2 separate regions of the Homo sapiens genome follow, and region 2 is linked to region 1. Evidence: read pairs that join two places in POLR2A ChIA-PET (ENCODE). Cell type or tissue: OCI-LY7. All regions are shown on one strand. Links, peaks and the distances in the headings refer to the core of each region. The heading gives the core; the rest is flanking DNA. Region 1 overlaps BCAS1-AS1 (BCAS1 antisense RNA 1). Region 2 has its middle 34 kb from the start of BCAS1-AS1.

Region 1 (5,379 bases), core at 52-5,051:
CTAAAAGAGAGATGCAGTGCTCCACTTCAATTGAAAGCAACAATAAGACTGACAGCTGATTCAGCAGAACTAATCAAAGTCTGAGGACAAACTCCTTAAAAAAAAAAAAAAAAGATAAGATGGAAAAGAAAAAGAAAGAAAAGAAGAAAGAAAAACAAAAGGGGTTTAAAAAAAACCCTGCCAACCTATAGTTCTACACCCAGTAAGAAATAGCTATCAAAATTGAAGATTGCTATGTTTTCAGATAAACAAAAACTAAATTCTATATTACCAGCAGGTCCTTACTAAAAGAAATACTAAAAGATACTCTTTAAGAAAAAAATAAAATGATCTCAGATGGAAGAATAAAAACATAGGAAAGAATTAAAAGCAACAGAAGGACAAATGTGTCGGTAAATCTAAACGAATACCAACTCTATTAAAAGATCATAATAATGTCTTCTGGGATTTAAAAAATATATAGAAGGCCAAGTGTGGTGGCTCACACCTGTAATTCCAGCACTTTGGGAGGCCAAAGTGGGTGGATCACTTCAGGTCAGGAGTTTGAGACCAGCCTGGCCAACATGGTGAAACCCCATTTCTACTAAAAATACAAAAATTAGGCAGGCATGGTGGTGCATGCCTGTAATCCCAGCTGCTCGGGAGGCTGAGGCAGGAGAATCACTTGAACCCGGGAGGCAGAGGTTGCAGCAAGCCAAGATTGTGCCACTGCACTCCAGCCTGGGCGACAGAGCAAGCCTCCATCTCAAAAAGAAATAAAACATAAAATAAAATAAAATATATGTAGAGTTCAAATACATGGTAGCAATAACACAAAAGGTAGTCAAGAAAAAAACGGTACTAAACATGTTCCAAATTATTTTATTGCCTGAGAGCTAGCAAATGTACTAATTTTATTAGACTCTGATAAGTCAGGAATTATCATTGTAATCTATAAGGTAATAAAAAATATAGAAAAAACAAGCTAATAGGAGAAGCACAATGATTGAAAAAAGACCTCATTAATTTAAAAGGTCAGAAGGGAGAAAAGGGGGAACTGGTAAAAGTTGAAACTAATTAAAATAGTAATATATTAATATTGTGATAGTACTATACTAATAATTACTTTAAGTGTAAATAGACTAAATATTCCAACTAAAAGACAGATTTTATGCTAAATTAAAAAAAAACCCAAATATAATCTTCTTACAAGAGATAAGACCTAATATAAGCACACAGAAAAGATGAAAATAAAGATAGAAACAGATATTTCATGAACATACTAATCAAAAGAAAGCTAGTGTAGCTATTCTAGTATCAGATGAAATACACTTTAAGAAAAGAAACAATATAAAAGGTAAAGAGGATTATCTTATAATAACAAAAAGGGTCAATCCTACAAGAAAAAGCAATTCTAAATCTACAGTACCTGCTAGAATAGTTTCAATATACATAAAGCAGAAACTGCCAGATCTAAAAGGAGAAATAAATCCACAATTATAGAAGTAGGCTTTAACCTATTTCTATCAGCAACTGATAAACAAAAAGATAATTTAAGTCAGTAAGAATGGAGAAATTTTGACCAGCACTATTTACACACTCAGCCTAACTGACATTTGTAGAACAAACCAACCAATAACTGCACACTACCTCTTCTTTTTCTAAGTGCACACGGAACATTTAACAAAAGTTGTCACATGCTGGACTATGGAGTAGGTCTCAACAAACTTCAAATGCTAAAAACACACAATATGTTCTCTGACTACAGTGGAATTAGCTAGAAACCAATAACTAAGGATAAGAAAATGTCTAAATAATTGAAAATGAGGCAAAGCAATCCAAATAGCTCATGATTTAAGAGAAATCACAGTAGAAATTAGAAAATATTTATTTGACATATCAAAATGTAGGATTCAGCTAAAGCTGTGCTTATAGGGAAATGTTTATCTTTAAATACACATATTAGCTAACAAGAGAGGAAGAAAATCAATGACCTAAGCACACACTTTAGAAAATTAGAAAAATAAAAGCAATCAAACCTAGAAAAATTAGAAACAAGGAGATAATAAAGACAGTTATGAAAAGAAAATAAATGTACAACAAAACATCTCTTTGCAGAGATGCAACACCTCTTATTGATAGATTAACAGACCTACCATTCATTTGTTCATCCATCCTTGCATTCGTTCATTCATTGAATAAATATTTACTGAGAATCTATGCTGTGGATAAGGCACTGTTCTAATTTCTTAGAATAAAGAAGTGAACAAAACAAAGTTCTTCCCTTCAAGGAGCTTATATTTTGGTACAGGAAACAGGCAATAAACAAACAACTAGTGATAAGATGTCAAAAACTGGAATATGCTATTAGTAAATGAAAAAGTGGAGTAATACCGAGAAAAGGGCATGTGAATTTAGTTGGGTTGATCAGGGAAAGGCTCTTTTAAGATGACATTTGACCACAGAGTTTCATAGACTGGGGAGTGAATCATGCAAATATGAGGAAGAAAAGCATTCCAGACAAAAGGAAGAGGTACTGTACAAGCCCTAAGGTGAATGCACATTTGACACATTGAAAAGAGCTCGTGTGCCCTTGGATAATGTTGGACAGGCTGTCAGAAACCAGAAAGACCTTGTAACCATGATGGTAAGACCTGGATTTTAGCCTGAACTTGATAGGAAGATGCTAGAGCATTTTGGGCAGGGAAGTGACAGAATCTGATCATTCATAAGACCTGCTTTTCCATTTCTCTTCCAAGTAGGTTAATTTGTCACTTTCCTCCCTGACAGGCTTTAAATTCTGTAATTCAAGTTCTATTAGCATGATTTTCCAAGGAAAAAGCAAACTTTCTCCATAAATACATCCTCCTGCCCTCCTGCCAGGAGAGAGAGGGCTTCAAGCAGCTTTTCTAAGAGCGATTTTTTTCACCCCATGATAGTTGGATGTTAGGAAAGTGACAGAGACAGAACAAGTCATAAACATCACTGAGGTCTGAGGTTGGTTGAACAGGTGTATGTGAAAACCCTTAACCCCACCAGGAAGGACGTGTGACTATGAGGAGGGAGTAAAAATATGATGAAACTGTTAGTGGACTTTCTGTTCTGAGCTCAAGAAACATTTCCACCATGCAAGCAAGTAGAAATGTAAATGACACTTCAGAGAAGAGTTTCCAGTCAAAGATATGGGTGCAGTAGCCTTCAAAAGACAGTGATCATTTCAGCAACAATTTTCAACGCAACCTCCCCAGTACAGCCTACAGTCATGTTTCTTCGGGAAAGGGCAACGCATTCTGCTAAAACTTGAATTTGTTTCCAAGATTTAAACACCAGAAAAATGCATATGCAAATTCAGATTTCCATGTTCTCTTGAAATATTGGAAGTTGGGGGATCACGGACAAAATATAGGACACCAAATGACCCTTCCCCTTTGCTGGGGCTTAGTCTCACTTTTACACAATCCCCACAGAACTCTTCTTACCTGCTCAGCCCCCAGAGCTGTCTGCAGATATGCTCTCTAGTTTAAGAAATGAGGTTGATGAATTGGGGAAGAGAAAGCACCTTTCTCAAAGCATTTCCCAGAGGACCACCAATCCTATAAGGTATTCTAAGGGATATAAAGCTTCACATTGTGCTAGGCAGAATTCTAAAGTGGTCCCCAAGATTGTCCCCTCCTTGACCTGGTGTACATGGCATCCATAATCCCCTTACCTGGAACATTGGCTGGACCTTTGAATTGATGAGCTTTCACTACTATGATTAAGTTACATGACAAAGGTAAAAGAATGTTGTATCTAAGGTCCCCAGTCAGTTGACTCTGATTTGATCAAGAGGAAGTTTATCCTGGGTAGGCCTGGTTTAATCAGGTGATCCCTTAAAAGGAACTAGGGAAGCAGCAGCAGACGTTGTCCCATGGCTTTGTATGGGACACAAGACAAACTGCCATGCTGTGGAGAGAACAACACAGCGGCCAACTAGGAGCTCCAGGAGCTGAGTCCCTCAGTCCTACAACTGCCCAGGAACTGAATTCTGTCAAAAACTAGTGGGCTCAGAAGAGGACCCAGGCCTCAAATGAGATGACAACCCTGACCAACATGTTGATTTCAGCCGAGTGAGACTCAAAGCGAAGGACCCATCTAACTTATACCCAGAGTCTCAAACTGTTAGACAGTAAATGGGTATTGTTTTAAGTGACTAACTCTGCAGTGATTTGCTACATAATGATAGAAAATCAATACACCTGTGTCCATTCAACAAGATTTAATGAGAGCACCTACTGCATGTTACGTGCTGTTGTAGAAACTGAAGATGCACAGAGAGCGAGGCTGACAAAGTTCTTGCTCTCCTGGATCTTACAGTCTAGCTGCACAGAGAGCGAGGCTGACAAAGCTCTTGCTCTCCTGGATCTTACAGTCTAGCGGGGAAAGTCAGATAATAAATAGGAAAAACAAAGGCCGGGCACGGGCGGCTCATGCCTGTAATCCCATCCTTTGGGAGACCAAGGCAGGCAGATTGCTTGAGCTCAGGAGTTTGAAACCAGCCTGGGCAACATGGCAAAACCCCATCTCTACTAAAGATACAAAAAAAAAAGGCCAGGTGCGGTGGCTCACGCCTGTAATCCCACTACTTTGAAAGGCTGAGGCGGGCGGATAACCTGAGGTTGGGAGTTCGAGACCAGCCTGACCAACATGGAGAAACCCCGTCTCTATTAAAAATACAAAACTAGGCAGAGCACGGTGGCTCACACCTGTAATCCCAGCACTTTGGGAGGCCGAGGCGGGCAGATCACGAGGTCAGGAGATCGAGTCCGTCCTGGCTAACATGGTGAAACCCTGTCTCTACTAAAAATACAAAAAATTAGCCGGGCGCCTGCAGTCCCAGCTACTCTGGAGGCTGAGGCAGGAGAATGGCGTGAACCCAGGAGGCGGAGCTTGCAGTGAGCCGAGATCGCGCCACTGCAGTCTGGCCTGGGCGAAAGAGGGAGACTCCGTCTCAAAAAAAAAACAAAAAACAAAAAACAAAACTAGCCAGGCTTGGTGGTGCATGCCTGTAATCCCAGCTACTCAGGAGGTTGAGGCAGGAGAATTGCTTGAAACCGGGAGGCAAAAGTTGCAGTGAGCCGAGATCCCGCCATTGCTTCCAGCCTGGGCAACAAGACCAAAAACTCCTTCAAAAAAAAAAAAAGATACAAAAAAATTAGCTGGGTGTAGTGGTGTGTGCCCTTAGTCCCAGCTACTCAGGAGGCTGAGATGGGAGGATTGCTTGAGACTGGGAGGCGGAGGTTGCAGGGAGCTGAGATGGCATCACTGCACTCCAGCCTGGGCAACAGAGCAGGGTCACACGTTTGACCTTCAGTGGTCACACGTTTTTGGGTTTTTGTTTTGTTTTGTCTAACAAAAAAC
Region 2 (5,379 bases), core at 161-5,160, 50 kb after region 1:
AACTTATATTTCATGGTGACCCAAGGACCCCAACTATCATCACCAATAATACAAATCATATAACAGTATCAACCACATTTATTAGGAACTTACTATATGCCAGGCACTAGTGTGTGTGTGTGTGTTTGAAATGCATATATATCTTCAATTAATCGCCACTAAAAAGCCTAAGGAATGGATGCTATTACCATCCCTATTTTATAGTTGTGTAAATAAGGTCCAGATGGATTAAGTAACAAGCTTTGACAAATGGTATCATATCAAGTTACAAGACTTTTGCACAGCAAAGGAAACAATCAACATAGTGAAGAGACAGCCCACAGAATGGGAGAAAATATTTGCAAACTACCCATCTGACAAGGGATTAATAATCAGAAAATAAAAGAAACTTAAATAACTCTGTAGGAAAAAAATCTGGCCTGGTGAGGTGGCTCACGCCTTTGATCTCAGCACTTTGGGAGGCTGAGGCAGGTGAATCACTTGAGGTCAGGAGTTCAAGACCAGCCTGGGAAACATGGTGAAACCCCATCTCAAGAAAAAATTAGCTGGGCATGGTGGCATGTGCTTGTGCTTGTGGTCTCAGCTACTTGGGAGGTGGGAAGATCGCCTGAGCCCAGGAGGTTGAGGCTGCAGTGAGCCATGATTGAGTCACCACACTCCAGCCTCTGTGACAGAGTAAGACCCTGTCTAAAAAAAATAAAAAATATAAAGATATAATAACCCACTCAAAATGGACAAAAGGTTTGACTAGATATTCCTTAAAAGAAGACATACAAATAGCAAATAGGCATATGAAAAGGTGCTTAACATCACTGATCATCAGAGAAATGAAAATCAAAACTGCAATGAGATCTCAACTCAACCCAGTTAAAATGGCTTATATTCAAAAGACAGGCAATAACAAATTCCGGCAAGGATGTAGAGAAACGGGATCCCGCATACACTGTTGGTGGAAATGCACCTTAGTACAACCATTATGGAGAACAGTTTGGAGGTTCCTCAAAAAACTAAAAATAGAGCTACCATATGACCCAGCAATCCCACTGCTGGGTATATGTCCAAAAGAATGCACATCAGAACATCAAAGAGGTATCTGCACTCCTATGTTTGTTGCAGCAGTGTTCACAATAGCCAAGATTTGGAAGCAACCTAAGTGTCCATCAGCAGATGAATGGATCAAGAAAATTTGGTACATATACTCAATGGAGTACTATTCAGCCATAAAAAAGAATGAGATCCTGTTATTTGCAACGATGTGGATGGAATTGGAGGTCATCATATTAACTGAAATAAGCCAGACACAGGAAGACGAAAATCACACATTCTCACTTATTTGTGAGATCTAATAATCAAAATAGTTGAACTCATGGAGATAAGAGAAGGATGGTTTCCAGAAGCTGGAAGTGTGGGGTTGGGTGGCAGGGGAGAGGGGATGGGGTGGTGTGGTAGGGTGGGGGAAGGTGGGGATGGCTAATGTGTACAAAGAACAAAGAAAGTTAGAAAGAATGGATAAGACCTAGTATATGATAACACAACAGGGTGACTATAGTCAATAATAGTTAAACTGTACATTTCAAAATAACTAAAAAAGTATAACTGGATTGTTTGTAACACAAAGGACAAATGCTTGAGGAGATGGATACTCCATTTTTCATAATGTGATTATTACACATTGCATGCCTATATCAAAACATCTAATGCACACCATAAGTATATACACCTACCATAGACCTACGAACATGAAAAATTGTAATTATATATATATATATACACACACACACACATATGTAACAAGCCTCAGTTTACACAGCTGACAAGGTGCAGAGCAAAAGTTCAAACTCAGGAGCATCATGGAGCTCAGCCACTGTTCTCCTGGCGGGCCAGACATTTCAGTTCCTGGCATTGGATAAACTGACTTTTGGATGTCACCCAGTCAATGATAATAATTATTATTATTATATCTTGCTTTTTGAATTATTAGATCTTGCTTTTCTGAGGGATTTTTACTTTTCTGTTGCAAGAGAACTTTCACAGTCATTTGACAAACCCTACTTTTCAAAACCAGGCGTTTTAATATCATGTCTCAGGTAACGGAAATTTTTTTAGTCACAGGCTGTGAAAAAGTAATCAGTAGATAGCCACACAGAGAATGAACAGGACTTGCAGAGTAGATTCTTATCAGCTTGGGGCCAACACCCCTTCTGCACATCCCTAGGCCCACAGGGGCCTAGTCAGGAGGCTGGGAGGAAAGGCATCTTCCCCCAGAAGAAAGCCCAGCTCCTAAAACTCCTGGCCTGTCTCTGCCCCTTCCCCACTCCATGCTGCAAGAGGAGTGATTGATCTGGCTGGTAGATTGGGGAAGAAGAAAGCGGCTGAGCTGCCACCTGCTCCTTGTATATTTGGGTAGGAGGGAGTTGCCCATGGATCTTGTGTTCTCTGTTCCTGTTGGAGTTGGAGGGGTTGCCTAATTCTGGTCAGTGCTGGCAAGCCCTGTGGCCCACACATATTTATAGACTTTTCAGCAATAAAGGTGATATTTTGACTTTTTTTTTTTTTTTTTTTTCTGAGATAGAGTCTCACTCTGTCTGCCAGGCTGGAGTGCAGTGGCACGATCTCGGCTCACCGCAAGCTCCGCCTCCCAGTTTCACGCCATTCTCCTGCTTCTGAGTAGCTGGGACTGCAGGCACCCGCCACCACGCCTAGCTAAATTTTTTTGTATTTTTTTTAGTAAACACGGGGTTTCACCGTGTTAGCCAGGATGGCCTTGATCTCCTGACCTCGTGATCCACCCACCTCGGCCTCCCAAAGTGCTGGAATTAAAGGCGTGAACCACCACACCCAGGCTTTTTTTTTTTTTTTTTTTTTGTGATGGCGAGTCTTTCTGTGTCACCCAGGCTGGAGTGCAGTGGTGCGATCTTGGCTCGCTGCAACCTCCGTCTCCTGGGTTCAAGCAGTTCTCCTGTCTCACCCTCCCAAGTAGCTGGGATTACAGGCACACGCCACCATGCCCCAGCTAATTTTTGTATTTGTGGTAGAGACCTGGTTGGTCAGGCTGGTCTTGAGCTCCTGACCTCAGGTGATCCACCTGCCTCGGCCTCCCAAAGTGCTGGGATTACAGGCGTCAGCCACCGTGCCAGGCCCACATTTTGGCTTATTCTTCTATCTTATGGCTCAGCTGCTTAAGAAGCCAGGCAGGGAAGAAAGGGCTATTCGTTGGACCTCCTCAAAAAGCCCAGCAGAAGGAAGTCTTCTTTTAGGCAGCTTCGGTGAAGGGAGCAATTGTTAAACAGTGAGGATGTGTTTTTCTTTTCTATTCATTTATTTGCCCCACCATTGGCTGGCTAAGCACCTACTACGTGCCTGGTACCGTACCAGGCACCTTCTGAATAAAGATGAGCTCTCAAAAGTGGGAGCAAAAGACAGAATCGAGACTGAATTAGGTTTCACTTCCAGCCTTTCTACAGGAGGTGACCACGAGGAAGGAAGAGTAATGGCTGGGTTTGAAAAGCCCAGCATTCATTTCGGGTTCTTTGGGTTACACAGCGACTTGAGCGGATTATCTACCCTCACAAACCATTGTCAGCCATCTCAGCAGAGTGTTAATGAAGACAGCCTGTTCTCCCTCAGCCAAGGAATGAGTCCATGGCCAAGGCAAATCATCAAACTCTAATTGCAGGGATGGAGAATCTTTACCAGAGTGACATGGAGTAGAAAACAGAATTGCAGCTCACCCCTTCCAGCAGAAAGTTCTCAAGAAGCATTTCTGTTCCCTAGAAATGTGGGACTTTTGACAAAAACATCTAGAAGAATAATAAACAAAACAACAGCCAAGGTTTATTAAGCTTGTTGTTGCTTCACACAACCATCCTGGGAGCTAGGCCTTAGCTCATGTCTGTCTGTCTGTCTGTCTGTCTCTCTCTCTCTCTCCCCACCCCCCTACTCCTCCTCTCTTCTTCCTCTCTGCCTCTGTATTTCTTTGTTTCTTAGGACTCCTTTCTCCACCTGTGAGTTACTCAACATCCATGTATTAAACTTTTTTAGCACAAGATTTGTTTTGTTTTGTTCTGTTTTGAGACGGAGTCTCGCCCTGTCACCCAGGCTGGAGTGCAGTGGCGCGATCTCAGCTCACTGCAACCTCCGCCTCCTGGGTTCAAGCGATTCTTGTGCCTCAGCCTCCTGAGTAGCTGGGACTACAGGCGCGCACCACCACACCCAGCTAATTTTGGTATTTTTAGTAGAGATGGGGTTTCACCATGTTGGTCAGGCTGGTCTCAAACTCCTGACCTCAGGTGATCCACCCTCCTCCACCTCCTAAAGTGCTGGGATTACAGTCGTGAGCCCCAGCGCCCAGCCAAGTTTTAGGTTAAGATAGAGTTGGTTCCCTCTACAAGAGAAAACACCAATCCCACCCTCTGCACAGCTACTGTAGAATGCTGGGTGCAATTGCAATGCCTTCATGTAACAGCTGGGGAAATTGAAACTGACAGGAGACCTTCACGTTTAGGGCCAGGGAGGCCTTGTGGCTCAATGGTTAAGAGCACAAGTTGTTGAGTCACATGGTCCTGGGTGTTAAACCTGCCTCTGCTCATTATTGACTGGTGTGAAACACATTAGCTTCCCAAGCCTCGGGTCCTCATCTGTGAATACAGGATAATAATAGTGCCTAGCTCCCAGGACGGTAGTGTGAAGCAATGACGTGCTTAATAAACCTTGCCTATTATTTTACTTATCATTCTAGATTTTTTCTGAGAAGTCATGCAAAACAGGAATATAGACTGCAAAAAGATGCTAAGCAGGAAGGTATTAAAGGAAGCCTTTTTCCAAAGGGGATGTTTATTTCAGCGATGCACAGGGGGGAGCTCAACCAGCTGTTTTCCAGGAAATTGTCCACTTAACCTAGGGTGAGCTCTAAATTTTAATGACTAGCCAGTGTCGAAGGACTGGAAAGAGAAGAAAACAAACAAGGATGATGTAAAAATCCAACCACACGCTGCATAAACTCTGTGGTCTCCCAAATTTAATTAGAATCCTGGGTTTGGAGGCATTTCCCATCCCTCCAATATGGAGGTAAAGAATGCAAATTATCACCAATATTTTACTGGTAGCTAAAAAATGAAGTTAAATCATAGTAATCATCAGAAACCAGAATATTGGAAGCAGTAAGATGTAAATGATTAACCATTACCCAGGGACTGGGGACTTTGCCTCTGAAGTTTCTTCTGCCTGAAATTTTCTCCCCATTCTCCACCCCTGTACCTCTTCCCTTCACCATCTCAACCTTCTCATCTCAGCTCAGATGTCACCTCCTCACAGAAGCCCTCCTAGTTCTCAAATGGAACTACACTCCGAGAGTTCTTGACTTTTCCTTGCCAGCAGTAC

What was found. Peaks named below come from ENCODE experiments on the same cell type or tissue, not always from the same donor. Only the 100,000 strongest peaks of a DNase experiment are listed, where the experiment ranks them.
Region 2: POLR2A ChIA-PET joins it to region 1 with 6 read pairs; 16 of 35 experiments call an interaction of 5 or more read pairs at or near these places.

Annotation. Positions count from the first base shown.
Region 1 is chr20:53,928,106-53,933,484 of GRCh38, reverse strand. All of the region lies in intron 1 of BCAS1-AS1 (BCAS1 antisense RNA 1), which reads right to left. Among named protein-coding and RNA genes, the nearest start is that of BCAS1-AS1, 15 kb to the right of the region's middle. RefSeq lists an enhancer at 2,413-2,512. In OCI-LY7, for the core only: no CTCF peak of the experiment used is centred there; a DNase peak (open chromatin) is centred at 3,014; H3K4me3 peaks cover 1,738 bases; H3K27ac peaks cover 3,749 bases.
Region 2 is chr20:53,878,437-53,883,815 of GRCh38, reverse strand. No RefSeq gene overlaps it. Among named protein-coding and RNA genes, the nearest start is that of BCAS1-AS1, 34 kb to the left of the region's middle. In OCI-LY7, for the core only: no CTCF peak of the experiment used is centred there; no DNase peak of the experiment used is centred there.